Regions from separate parts of the Homo sapiens genome. Here regions 2 and 3 are each linked to region 1. Evidence: chromatin contacts called from ENCODE Hi-C or POLR2A ChIA-PET data. All regions are on one chromosome and are shown on one strand. The core of a region is the stretch at or near the end of the contact, and the rest is flanking DNA. Distances in the headings are between cores, read along the strand shown.

The links. A loop is a pair of places that touch in the nucleus more often than their neighbours do. ChIA-PET counts read pairs that join two places held with the same protein, here RNA polymerase II (POLR2A). Pooled maps may share reads with other maps.
Region 2: a loop to region 1 is called in a map of gastrocnemius medialis, with 4 times the contacts of the local background. The contact joins two enhancer-like sites. A Hi-C loop is called at or near these places in 2 of 168 maps with a recorded cell type or tissue (astrocyte of the cerebellum and gastrocnemius medialis), 13 of 37 single-sample maps with no recorded cell type and 11 of 50 pooled maps. POLR2A ChIA-PET finds 5 or more read pairs at or near these places in 1 of 52 experiments (activated CD4-positive, alpha-beta T cell).
Region 3: a map of endothelial cell of hepatic sinusoid shows a loop between it and region 1 (6-fold over the local background). The contact joins the promoter of WSPAR here to the enhancer-like site in region 1. A Hi-C loop is called at or near these places in 3 of 168 maps with a recorded cell type or tissue (DLD1, astrocyte of the cerebellum and endothelial cell of hepatic sinusoid) and 1 of 50 pooled maps. POLR2A ChIA-PET finds 5 or more read pairs at or near these places in 3 of 52 experiments (SK-N-SH, WTC11 and common myeloid progenitor, CD34-positive).

The regions. Positions count from the first base shown.
Region 1 is chr5:133,867,651-133,872,308 of GRCh38, reverse strand. No RefSeq gene overlaps it. Among named protein-coding and RNA genes, the nearest start is that of WSPAR, 44 kb to the left of the region's middle. Within about 2 kb of position 2,573, at least 8 of the 41 ENCODE cell types and tissues checked have a DNase peak (open chromatin) inside an H3K27ac peak, as active enhancers do; they include gastrocnemius medialis, where a contact is called at or near this core.
Region 2 is chr5:133,818,472-133,823,129 of GRCh38, reverse strand. It overlaps a transcript of FSTL4 not described here. Among named protein-coding and RNA genes, the nearest start is that of WSPAR, 93 kb to the left of the region's middle. Within about 2 kb of position 2,454, at least 6 of the 41 ENCODE cell types and tissues checked have a DNase peak (open chromatin) inside an H3K27ac peak, as active enhancers do; they include gastrocnemius medialis, where a contact is called at or near this core.
Region 3 is chr5:133,911,298-133,915,955 of GRCh38, reverse strand. It overlaps WSPAR (Wnt signaling pathway activating non-coding RNA), which reads right to left and starts at 2,279. Exons shown (of 3, transcript NR_131252.1): 1 at 1,960-2,279; 2 at 1,034-1,181.

The DNA of each region.
Region 1 (4,658 bases), core at 1,324-3,823:
GGAGCAGTGTCTTATATTATTTTTTATAACTGCATCCTCTCTGTTTTATTTTCTTTTTCTGTAACTCATTAGTTGAATGATGGACCTCTTAGATTTATCCTTGAATTTACTTATCTTTCTTATTGTCTACTTTGCCCCTAATTTTAATGGAGATTTTCTCTATTTTTCAAACATTTTATTGATAAAAACATTTCTGCTCTCATATTTTTAATTTCCAAGACCGTTTTTTTTTTTGTGAATGTTCTTTTGTTCGTTTTTGTTTTTTGTTTTGTTTTGTTTTGTAAGAACTGCCAAGCTGTTTTCCCAAGTAGCTGTAGCATTTTGCATTCCCATCAGCAATGAATGAGAGTTCCTGGCACTCCACATCCTCACCAGCATTGGTGCTAATGTTCTGGGTTTTGGCCATTCAAATAGGTGTGTGGTATCTCATTGATTCAATTTGGAATTTCCTTCCTTCCTTCCTTCCTTCCTTCCTTCCTTCCTTCCTTCCTTTCACAGGGTCTAGCTCTGTCACCTAGGCTGGGGTGCAGTGGCACAATCAGGGCTCACTGTAGCCTTGGCCTCCTGGGCTTAAATGATGCTTTTGCCTCAGTCCTCTGAGTAGATGGGACTACAGGCTACTTAAAAAAAAATCTTTTTTTGAGATGAGGTTTCACCATGTTACCCAGGCAGGTGTTGAACTCCTGGTTTCAAATGATCCTCCTGCCTTGGCCTCCCAAAGTGCTGTGATTACAGGCAAGAGCCAAGTAATAACAGTGCTTGGCCAAATTTGTAATTTTTTTTAATGACATATAATGTAGGGCACCTTTTTATATGCTTATTTGGCATAGCTTTGATGAGGTGTCTGTTGAGGTCGTTTGTCCACTTTTCAGTTGAGTTGTTTATTTTCTTATTGTTGAGTGTTAAGTTCCTCCTGTTTTCAGCCCCACCTATGTCTCTGCCTTCTGAGGAAGTTGGTGCTCTCTCAATTCCTGGGTTTTCTGGATTCTGAATGGACTCACTCATGCAAACTGAGGCTTAGGTTTCAGCTCCTTCTGATCTGCTAAGTCAGCTCTTGCGTCTGCTTTTCAGCATCCAAAGTCTTGTTGATATAACTTGTTTTCTACCATGTTCTCTCTTCTTTGTCCTTGTGGGTTTCTGTCACTTTAAGATACTGCTATTTTAGAGGAATTTTTTTGGGAGATGGGGATTGATATCAGTTTGTACTCCCATCGGCGACGTATGAGTGGCCTGTTTCCCCACACCGGTAGCATGTGTTCTCAACCTTTTGGGTTCTTGCCAATATGGTGGGTGAAAAATGATTCTTGTGTCTCTATTTAAGAGCTAAGAAACCATTCTGTTCCCAGGAGCCTCTCTAGCAGACTTGTTCTCCTGAGCAGTGTCTCCTTGGCCAGAATTTTGCTAGTCATCAGCAAAAGGAATGCAACTGCCCTAATTGGTTTAAGGTTAATCCAGCTTCACATCCTGTTGTGGGGCTGGGATACAGGCCAGCCTTCTTGCTGCATGGATGCCTGGACAGCACCAGGGTTCTGTTAGCAAGGGAGATGTGGTTTGTGGTTGTGTGTCTGTGACTGTATTCCTGCTCTACCCACCTGCTAGGGGCCTTGGCCTCCAACCTGTGCCTCCAAGGTCAGGCAAGGCTGCTCTTAGGTGTCCCCATTCTCATGTGGTCAATGCCACTTGGCTGCCTGTGATGAGAGAATGGTTTTTGGTTGTGGAAATAGCCTGTTTGATGATCAGATCTAAGATATTCGTTGTATAAACCAGGTAAGGGAAGAATCTAGGCTTTAGAACTGGGCAGACTGGGTTCAGATCCCCACTCTACCACTTATTAGCTATGTGACTGCTTAACCTCTCTATACCTCAATTTTCTCAGTAGTAAAACTGAGCCAGGAACTTCTATCTCAGTCCTCATCAGGAGACTGAGAGGTTTGTCTATAGCATGTCCAGCCCAGGGCCTGGCACATAGTGAGTACTCAGCAGGGGACCACCCTGACTCAGGTCTTCCACCTTCCAGAGGGCAGGGAGAATTCTACCAGCTCTGCCCTGGGTCATGAACTCATGGGGGATGGTGATGGGGAGGCTCAATTGTCCCTGTGTCCCCAGACTGAGCACATGGCCAAGCTCACAGAAGGAGCTCAGTCTCTTCTTGTTGAGTAAATAAGACAACAGCAATAAATTAGGGCAAAAGCAGCTGCTGCACATCCTAACAGCGTTCGGCATTCTCGGCCATATTGAGGGAGAATTTCCCCAGATACCAATCTGTATCGAATCATTTACACATGCCATGCCTGCTGATGACTCGCGCTGTTTATCTACAGCATCAGCTCCATATTGATTTATCAATGCCCATTTTGCACAAGGATCAATAGCTTAATTGTATCTCGGGCCAACATGGGGAATACAACCTGTTTGCGATGTAGAGAGCAGGCCTGAGTTGAGAGCTGCCAAAGCCTTTGTTTGCTCCTTGTGAGTCTTCCTGCACACAGTGCAGCTTTAATGGCCAGCATCCAAGTCCCGAGTGACCAGCCATCGTCACTGTGCTGGCCGAGGACCGTTACTTCACCCAGAGGTCAGGACCAGGAGGGACCTGGCAGCTGTGTTGGGTGTGTAAAGAGATCTGAGTGGATGAGGAAGAGGGCTTTGCCTGCTCATGGCCAGTCATCTGGTGGGAAGTGTTGGGGGTCTGTAGCTGACCTGGGCTTCTGTCTTGTGACTTATCCCATGGTGGATGTCACCCCATTTAGCTCTGCCTCCTTGGTCATTTCTCTTGCAGATTGAACATCTCGGAGCAGGGATGCGTTTTGTCTTGTCTGTTCCCCCAGGGTCTGCCACATACAGAGTAAGGGCTGGCTGAATGCTTGAGAATAAAACACACTGTTTTCTACTTTTTCTTGTGGCGATTTTATTAATAGCGGGTCTGCGAGAAGGTGGTGAGGCTCGGGCAGTAGGTGGCGCTCTGTCAAAAGTCTGAGATCCAAGCCCAGGCAGGAAAGCCCGTCGCACGCAAGGGCTTCGAGAATCTACCCAACTTCAAAATTAAACAGGAAATGATGATAAAGCGTTTCGTATTTTAAAAATCTTGACATGATATTGAAAAGCTTTATTTTATAAATGTTAGGGAATTTCGATCAATCAAGTAATATAATATCCATTTATTAAGTACCTACTAAGTGCCAGGTACGGTATTAATTAGCGTATTCATTCTGATGGAGCCTTCCTTTTTATGTAACATGTCACCCATCGCCCCCATCTAATATTTCTATATTACTTACCTTTGAGAGGAATACATTGATGAATTGCTCTATTAAAAGAGAATAAAGATATTTAAAGTCTTTAATGGGAGAGGAATCACAAAGGAGTTTTTAAGATTAACTTAGAATTGTATAGAACGTTCAGCACATTATGCTAATTTTTTTTTGGAAGTTGAACAGCTTAGAGGGGAAAAGAATCAGCCTGTTCCCATCTTGTTGCAGAAGCTGGGTAATCTATGTCTCATCAATGTTAACAAATATACCCCCTAATAGCATTTTGTGTTCTTAACAGTGAGAAATGCTTCCCTGGAAAATATTATTAGCACTTATGTTATCTTACAGATTACACTCTTGATCAACGAGGGTCCCAGTAAAAATATAATGGCAGATTGCAGCTGATGGGCTTTCTGTTTTTATGTTAGAGATGTCATTATTTTGCAAAGTTGAAAGTATTTGAAAATGCACACAGGCACATGCATGCATGTGCACACACACACACACACACACACACACACACGCATGCATACATACCCCCTCCCTTCCCCACCCCCTGCCCCACACCTACCAGAGCCCAAGTTGGCTAAGAGCGTGGGGCTGGGACGGGTTGTAGTTTGCAGGTCCCAGACAACTTCCCTTCCATGTTAAGAAAGTTGGGGGAGCAGGCAGAGCATGGAATGGAAATGGTGCTACCTTCCCCAGGATGGTACTGGCCCGGCTCTCACCCTGAGCTCTGCATACTTGCTCACTGGCCATCTTCCAAACTGGGCTGTTGGCTCCATGAGGACAGGGTGCAGCGTGTCTGGTTTCTGCTGTTCCCTCAGCACCCAGCACTGTGCCTGGCACACCTAAAGGCCTCAGTAACCCTGGATGAGCCGAGGTACTAATATTTAATGTACAGGACAAGTGATCAGAGAGGCGGGCTAAATGTCACCCAGGGACCCAGCGAGCAGCTCCCCCACTGCCTGGGCCACCTTTTGAGGTCATGAACAGGATCCCAGGCTCTGGCTGTACTTGAGGGCAGGACTGTGGCCTTGGAAAGCTTACTGTAAGGACGAGCAGATGGCAAGATCTGCCTGGACTGGGACTGAGTGAGCTGGAGACGGCTTCTGGAGGAAGTGGGGCAAGTTATGAAGAAGAGGAGGGAAAAGTCTGAGAGCAAGAATGAGATTAGGGTGTGTGTTGCAGGCCTGAGGATAGGGCAGGGCAGGGAAGAACCTGACTTGATGCGAACCCAGGCTTCCGGGCCCCAAGGGATCTAAGTTCAAGGCTCCACTTTCCATCCCTTTTATCCTTGGAGGAGTGCTTTGGGCTTTTCTCCCCCCAGGAGCCTCTTCTCCTTTCTCAAAGGACCATTTCCCATCTGCAAAGTAGGGCATGCGGTCAGCTGTGTCTCTGCAGACTGTA
Region 2 (4,658 bases), core at 1,205-3,704, 49 kb after region 1:
CTTGACTTCTTGCCTTGAAGGTTTGTCTCCTGAACGCTATGGCACTTGATCACCTTCTAATGTACCATATGCTTTACCTGTTTACTTTGTCTATTGTTCATGGTCTGTTTCCATGCCCATGCCCCCAACCCCACCTCCTGCCCCCACATGAAAGCTACTCCAGGGCAGAGAGACTGTCTGATTTGTTCACTGCTGTAGTTTAGGTAAGATCTCTATGGATATTGTTAAAAGGACACATGAATAAATGAATCACATTTCCTTCCCACATATCTTCAGACTTCTGGCAGAATTACCTCTGGGAGGTAATTCTCTACTCTTTGTTTTTTGGTTTTGGGCTTCCTTTTGCATGGCGTTAGAGTTCGTGGGTCCGAAAAAGGATGTTTAATATCTGCTGAAGGACTAAAAACTATTTATTAAAGATGGGATTCATATTCTTGTTGAAATGTTGCCTTTCCAGGAGCATCGGTGCGTGTGCCTTTCCATGACGCCCCCGGAATGTTCACATCCTTAGCTTTCTGGCTTCACCAGGGACCCTCCCTGATTTCCCACGGCTCCACCCTCACCTTCCTTAGATTTCTGCAGTTTTAAAGTCTACTCTCCCATCTCAGTAATGAAGAAATAAACAATGGTTCTGTGTGTGACCCCTGATTTTAATTGGATTTCAGAGCAATTTTGAATGAATGAATGAAGTTTCTGGGCTCTGAGAATATGCTCTTCAAATAATGAGCTGAAACGATTACATTAATTTCCTAAGGATCTATTCCTTCCTCTGCTCAGATTATTTGCAGACACTGGTCAATGCTGCATATAAATTGAGGTCTCAAAAGGCTAACTTAACAATTAATCGGAAGCATCTCCAAGCCCCTAAAAATTGAAATAGCTCCACAAATGGAAGAGGAAATCTACCTTCAGAGACCTCTTGTTATTAAAGATGTGCACTTTGGATACATCAAGGGATTCTGGGGTGAACTCTGTTTATCAGGGTCCAGGGGGCGAGGAGTGTTCATACATCAAAGACATAATTCTAAGCATTTTGTCATATCAGCTTTTCTCTTTGTTCTTGCAATGCAGAGTCTTGGAGGCAAGTCATCTTTGTCACTCAAGAAGTGCAGGAGGTTTGATTGAGAAATATGCCTGAGTGTGACCCCCCAGGGTCACTTGTCTTCATTCTTCCCTTCTCACTGTGCCCCCGTTGGGCTCCCATAAGACCCTTGGCATCTGATCCTCCTGCCTTTTGTGTTCCTCCTCCTTGCACCGCTACGTTCCTGGCAACTGAATTTCCGACCAGTCTCCTTTTCTCTGGTATCTCACTCCTTGTCCTTTCTGAGCATGTTGCCTGGGGTCATAATTATCCTGCTCAAGAATCCTTAGTGACTCCCTAATAAACCCATGGGATGAAGTAGGAGCTCCTCCCTGCTGGCTTCTGGGCCCTGTTGGATCCAGTCCTGCGCCTCCTCCACAGTGCCCTCTTCCCTGTCCCCACATGTGCTCAACTCTCCACTTGAGCTGGAGTCTTCATAGCACCTCTCACCCCTGAGCACACACACTGCCAATTCCTGCCTCTGGACTCTTGTTCCCACTGTTTCTAGAGTGGCCCATGTTACTTATTGTCCCAATCAGGATTATTCTGGTAAGGAAAAGGGACACTGTTAATAATTAATGCTGGAACAGTGGGTGTAAATTGAATTGTCCCAGCAAGCCAGGACATGTGGTCACTGGGGCTGCGTCCTACCCCTGTTTGCTTTCACTTTTCATCTTCATTCTCCCTCCTGCTAAATTCAGCTTCTGTCTCTTTCATCCTTGATGGCTCATTTCCAGGGAGGGTCTGTCTTTAGCTCAGGCTGATCAAGAACCAGATGAGAAGGAAAACTTGACCTTTTGCTGAAGGCATGATGTTAGCATGAAACCCTCAAGAAATTCTGTGACTAATCAGAAGAATATTATTTTTTCTAAAGAAAGGGTCTTCTTCCTTTAATCAGTATTTTTACAATTTAATAATTTCTTTCTTTCCTTACCTCCTTGTGGACTTTTCAAAGCTTGGCAACAGCCTATGAGATAGTTTGTATTAAGCTTTTAAAGGGATACATTATAACAAGTTTTCAGAAAATGTATAGTTTTCAAACACAATCAATGTTTTCTTGTATAACTTCCCTTCAAATCCGAAACATCTCCTATTACCACCCTTTTCTGAAAATAGCAGCTTATTTATTAGAATACACTATCAATAACATACATTGCATTGTTTTCTAATAGTTTAATGTATCTTTTTTCCCTCCAACAAGTTGAGAAGTCCCCAGGGAGAGGATATAAGATATTACATGTCTTGGTTCTTCCTTGGTCCCTAGCTCAGGGCTGGCCACAAACAGTTGGTTTCTGCTCTTCAGTTGCCTGCAAGAGTAAGTGAAACATGAAGCCTAAATTCCAACACTTACGAAAGCTAAAGCTGCACTTGACTCCGGGTTTGGCGAATGTTGCAGAGTTGGGAGCCTGTCACATTGTTCTTCCTGTAAAGTAACTATTTTCTCTCTGTTGTACAGAGGATAGCAAACACTGCAATGTATAAATCACAGACATGAAATTGAAAGACCATGTACATGATCCACAGAGAAAAATATACATAAGTGGAGTAGGGAATAAGGAGGTTATGCGGGTACCAGACAAGCCTCTGGTTTCAAGGGTGCTTCCCTCCCAAAGGGAAGAAAAACAATGTTGTAACCAGGAAGAATGTGCCCTCACAGCTGATGGCACTATAATAGCATAAACAATGACAAGTTCCATAAACGTCACAAATGTGGGAATTTGCCTTGAAGTTCCTTCTGGGATCTAATTTAAAGGCACATCTTGTTGAAACGGAGGTCATGAGGGAAGCAGAAATAAGTGGAGAGAAATGCAGCGTGACAGCTGGACCCTCCCAGCCGGCCCGGGGAAGCTGTGCTGCTCTGTGGGGAAGGACTTCTGGGGGAGGAGGCATGGGTGGAAAGGGGCCCTGGAGGACACAGGCCTCTGCGACTGCAACCCCTCAGGCCTGCTGACACGAGGCACTGCAGAACCTGCGCCGTGCCGTGCTGGGAAGAGGATTTGGAGCAAGAAGACCCAAGTTTGAGTCTTCCTTCTGCCGTTTTCTATAGTTGTGTGACCTTGAGCAAGTCAGTGTACCTATGAGCGGCCACCTCCTCATGTGAAAAATGGAGCTGAAACTAATGCCCGATGGGGCTGCTGTGAGGACTAAACGCAGCAGCCCCATCTCCAAGGGCAGGGAGGGTGGCTGCCACACTGTCATTTGATTAACAAGGAGGTGCTGGCCAGGAGCAGTTGATGTGGAGGTCCCTCAGCCTGAATATTCTTTATGTGCAAGGCTTCATTCAGGATTTTAGTTTTTGAAAAACAGACTATTCCTTTTCTTCTTTAAAATCAGAATTGGAAATTTGAATGTGGAAACAGGAGGTCTCATCTGGAACAATGCGTGGGCAGCCCGGTTTCATCTTGATCTGTGGATGTATTGTGAATTTCTCGGGTCACCTAAACCTGCCTGCGCCTCCAACGGTGCTATGAGTTTAGCAAGTGAAGAGCACACAAACAGATGCTTAAATTATAGCCTACAGTTCAGTGCACCCCTCAGGCTGAGTGTCGTTGCACAGAGAGGGTGAAGAGCCTTGTGCGGGTTCCAGGAGGTCAGAGAGGCTCCTGAGAGCTCAGCAATGACACCTCCATGCTTCTCAGCCACTGAGCAGAGTGGAGGAGCAGGGTGTGAGCAGGGAGCAGACAGAGGCTTGGTGGTCCGGGCATTCCTGAAACCTGCATCTAAAAACTCAGAAGGGAAGGCTTCCTCCCAAGGGCCCTGCACCCAAAAGCTGTTCCTGTCCCTTGCCCAGGCTGGGAGAGACAGAGGGCATGCCTGTTTATTTTCAAAGTGAAGTTGACTTCACTTTCTTGTTCTAGGTGGTTCTTATTTTAGCTGAACCTTGTGCAGTCTCTCTCCAGGGTTGGAGGGAAGTGTTTCATGTGTACGCAAGGCAGGGAAACAGCAGGTTCCGACCCAGCATTGAGAAAGGATTGGGGAAGCTATGTGTGTGGGCGGTGGGCATGTGGGTGGACGGCTGGGCAGATCTCCTTCGTTCTAGAAATTCTGCTGATCTTCCTGGAAATTGTGTGTGTGTGCATGCGTACGTGTGTGTGTGTGTACATATATATATATATAGTATCTTCTAAAACATCTTCTCCTGGACTTTGTTGGAAGAGAAGGGCTGGGTGGGGGGCTTTAAGCTGAGTCCTTGTCTGAGATGAGTGAGGTTCTTTTGTGCTCAGAACTGTGGTACAATTCATCCTCAAAAAGGAATCTGAATTGAAAGGGGATTTGGTGTGAGGCAGGGGAAGGTGTAGGGGTGCATAGATCTGTTCATTAGGGCAGATTAAAGTCAAGCCTCCCCTGAAATTGGTGGAAAGTGCTTGCAGCCCTCTGTGGTTTGGAAGATTATGCAGCTATCACAATGCACTTCGTGAGTAGGCTGTGGGGGCTGGATTTAATTTTATGTCCGCCGGGAGATTCTGGCAGTGTGTTTCTGTGGTGGGGAATCATTATTTACAATGAAACACTTACACAGAAGTAGTAAAGTTAATGGAGGTTTCAGTGGAATTAGCCTTGTTAAGTTCCCCAGTGA
Region 3 (4,658 bases), core at 1,030-3,529, 44 kb before region 1:
CTTAACTAAAATGCCATTTCTCATTCCTCACCTGGCCTGGAATATAGGGAACACTAAACAAAACCATGACAAATGAATAAATGAATGCATGGTTAGTAGCTACTTCCTGGCTTACATTAATAGCCTCCAGAAGGAGGGACTACAGTCCTATGATATCAAGAGTAGAAAAGTGAGCAGAAGTAGCGTGACTAGTCTTGGATTAGATTTTAAATTTTGTGGTGGCTGGGGTGCGACAAGGGAGGATAGTTCTAGAAACAGATCCCAGGAGCTTGTTCTCCTGGATCTGGGCACCAGGGTGAGCCCCATGCTTCTGGCCCCTGCCGGGATACACTTTCTCTGAAAATGGCTCATCTCCCTCTGCCTGTTACTTGTGAGGGAATTGTAACTTAGCCAGAGCACGTCTCTGAAATCATCATGCTTTGCTGGTTTTGTTTTTAAACTTAATTACATATAAACATATATAGAAAAGCAGAGCAAATGATGTAGTGAGCACTCATATGCCTATCCCTAGATTAAGCTAATGTATATATCTTGCAGTATTTGCTTCATCTTTTTTTTCCTAAAGTATCTAAAAATAAATGACAGGTATTTTACCCCTATTTCAACATGCACTTCTAAAAAAATAAGATACTCCTGGCCAGGCGTATCCTGTAATCCCAGCATTTTGGAAGGTCGAGGCGAGTGGATTACTTGAGGTCAGGAGTTCAAGACCAGCCTGGCCAACATGGTGAAACCCCAGCTTTACTAAATATACAAAAATTAGTTGGGTGTGGTGGTGCATGCCTGTAATGTCAGCTACTTGGGAGGATGAGGCATGAGAATTGCTTGATCCCAGGAGGTGGAGGCTGCAGTGAGCTGAGATTGCACCACTGCACTCCGGCCTGGGCAACAAAGTGAGATTCCATCTCAAAAAAAAAAACAAAAAAAAACCAAACTCCTGTATAATCATAATGCCATGATTATACCTAACAAAGTTAACAGTTTCCTGACACCATCTAATACCTTGCCTGTGTTCAAATTTACCCAAACGTGCCTTATAGAAAAGGTTCTTCAGACTGGTGTCCATCAGGGACCAAGCTTTGCATTTGGTTGTTGCCCATGACCATCGGAGGAGCCCAGCAGTCAGGGTCAGTGACTCCTCTAGTCCTGTGGGGTGAAGATGTTTGGATGTGGCTGCAGGACTAAAAGGATAATTATTCATTACTGAGAACAAGCACAAGCACATAATCATAACATTCAGGAATCCATCCCTGGTAATTTATGGCCCCAGTAGTTGAGCACTTATGTCTCTAAGTGCTTTACATCATTTATTAGATACACCCGGGAGCCCCAGCAAGAGCAAGTCAGCATGACCAGGGTTACATGCGGCAGAGCAAGAGACACGGAGTGGCCCATGCAAGGTCACCAAGCTTGTCTGGGCCTGAGTGTGGGCAGTGGCCTCTATACCCAAGGCCTGGCCCCAAGAAGCCAAAGCCCAGCCTGAGAGGGGCTTGGGCACCACCAGGCCCTGGCCAAGCATTTCCAGGCCTAGGATTAGATTTGACCTCCTTCCCTGTAGGGGAAGAAGGATATCAGCTGAAGAAGCCTGGGGACAAATATAGTTTCTCATCAGGTCATGGGCAGGACACCAAAAATCCTAAGTCAGGTCACATTTTAAATGCACGAAGGAAGTTATGCTCAAAGTCCAGCTGAATCCTTCCCCAAGGTAAAAGATCCTTTTGTTATGTGAATAATTTATCTCTAAAGTATCAGATTTCTGTGAACTGGGTTTTCTGAAACTGAGCAAAAAAACACAGGAGTTAAAAGCATGGACCTTGGAATCGAACCCCCTGGATTCCAGACTCTGCCTTCCCACAGGTGACTCACGTGCTTAATCCTCAGTTTCCCCCTCTATAAAATGGGGATTATATAACTCTACCTTATAGAGAGATTATGAGGGCCATATAAGATAATGCTTACCTTAGTGGCTGGCATATAACCAACAATGTTGGCTAGCTGTTATCATTACCAATTGTTAATTTATTAACCAGACAACCGGCCAAAATTGTACAGGAGTTAGCTCAGGTCCAAGGACTCCTAGAGGTCACTCAGGCTATACTAAAACCTGGAAGAAGTCCTCCTGGCACGATGGCCACAAGCTTGGGTTCCTGGTGGGATGGGGATGTCAGAACAGGAGAGGGGAGCTTAGGCTTGGGAGGGTGTCTGGGGCTGGTCTAGGCATCATCCATCACCAAGAAGAATCCCAAACGTAGATCTTATCCAAAGTTCAGCCAGGATGGAGACTTTGTCATGCTATTTAATCTCCTTGTAGTGTTAGTTTCCTTGTCTGTCAGATGAGGATAGTAATGTCCACCTCCCAGCGTGGTGACGACAGAATGGAATTTAGTGTAGAAGTTCTTTGCCCAGGGATTGGCATTAAGTACTCTGAGGTAGCTGCTCTAGGTGCTGACCTGAATCTTAACTCTCCCTGAGGGGTTAAGAGATGGTGGCTGCCACCAGGAGCAGTGACGCTGTAGTGTCCTGACATCCTTCACCAGGTCCAGGGCCCGTCTGGCCATTCCCATCTCCACATTCCAGGTCAGGAGTGGCGAATTCTTGTTGGAGAGTCCTCCTGCTGGGGTGAGTGGACTCCTGGCTCCAGGCGCTCCCTGCTGCAGAGTTCCCTCTCTCTGGAGCAGTTCAGTATGTTCCTGCTTGGAATTCACAGCGGGCTGCCTCTGCTCCCCCACCGCATTATTTTTCGAAGCAATGATCCAATGAAGCAATTACTATTCCAATCGGGATGGAGATCTCTGCAACCCACAGCCAAGCATGGCCTCTGTGGCGTCTGTTACTCTCCTTATCTCTCCCCGGGCCTCCAAAGACCATCTCCATTTTCATGCCCATGGACGATTTATAACAGCTGCAACAGCAAGGCCAGGATCCCCTCTGAGCAGAAACTTTTCTTAAGAAAAGGGGTTCCGCATTACCCCACGCATCTTTGTGAAGAAGCCTTTGATTCCACCTGTCCTGTTTGGATTCTGAGTGTTTTTTCTTCTTTGGAAAGTAAACTTAATTACAATTACGTTTTGGCTGGGCCTGGTGGCTCACGCCTGTAATCCCAGCACTTTGGGAGGCCGAGGCAGGCAGATCACAAGGTCAGGAGATCGAGACCATCCTGGCTAACATGGTGAAACCCCGTCTCTACTAAAAATACAAAAAATTAGCCGGGCATGGTGGTGGGCACCTGTAGTCCCAGCTACTCGGGAGGCTGAGGCAGGAGAATGGTGTGAACCTGGGAGGCAGAGCTTACAGTGAGCCAAGTTTGCGCCACTGCATTCCAGCCTGGGCAACAGAGCAGGACTCCTTCTCAAAAAAAAATTTTTCATTTTTCATTTTTTGAGACAAGGTTTTTCTATGTTGCCCAGGCTGGAGTACAGTGGCACCACCATGGCTTACTGCACCCTCGACCTCCTGGGCTTAAGCGACCCTCCCACGTCAGCCACCTGAGTAGCTGGGATGACAGGCACATGCCACCATACTCGCTTAATTTTTAAAAACTTTTTGTGGAGACAAGGTTTCACTATGTTGCCCAGGCTGGTTTCGAACTCCTCGGCTCAAGAGATTCTCCCACCTGGACCTCCCAAAGTTCTAGGGTTACAGACATGAGCCACCATGCCTGGCCTTACATTTTTTTTGAGACGGAGTTTCACTCTTGTTGCCCAAGCTGGAGTGCAGTGGCGCAATCTCAGCTCACTGCAACCTCCGCCTCCCGGGTTCAAGCGATTCTCCTGCCTCAGCCTCCTGAGTAGCTGGGATTACAGGCGTGCACCACCATGCCTGGCTAATTTTTTGTATTTTTAGTAGGAACAGCATTTTACCATGTTAGCCAGGCTGGTCTCGAACTCCTGACCTCAGGTGACCTGTCTGCCTTGGCCTCCCAAAGTGCTGGGGTTACAGACATGAGCCACCGCACCTGGCCTACATTTTATTGATAAACAAATTATGGCTACAGAGTTTAATTGTGGAACAGCAGTTCTACAGTGCTTGATTGGACATTGTTGGTATATGAAATTACTGCTCCAAGGTACCCTCTAGCACAAATAATTCCAGAGTGGAAGGAAGTAAGATGGGGTAGCCCCCAGAGTTGCTTCATATCTGATTGATGGTGTACAGACCTGGCCATGCGGATCCACATTCCATCTTACATGGCAGAGGTGGATCCCCAGCCTGGAACTGTGAAGAACAGGGACAGGCAGCATCCCAACCATGGGGAGCATTTAACTCCAGCCATGGGATCTTTGCACTTTGAAACAAGCAGTGTGGGCAGGGCGATGCTTGACCCTCTCTATGAAACCTTCCACTCTCACTCCTTCATCCCCTAGAAGTGTCCCTCCAAGAAGCTTAGCTGGCTTGGGCTCTAACCGGCCCTCCTTGACCCCTACCTCCCCTGGAAGCCTTTTCTGGTTAAAACCACTGGGACGACTATGCCTGGTCCACTCTTCTGTCTGGCTGCTCAGTGAGTTCTAGTTCCCCAGTGTTGTATGCCCCTGTAGTCCATGGGCCTCGGCCATTTCTGTAATGAACGTGGACCAACCTAGGACATGGGTAGCAGAGTCCTTGCTCCCCCCTGCGCAGGTATGTGAGCAGATATTCTTGAGCTTCATAAGAGGTTGAAA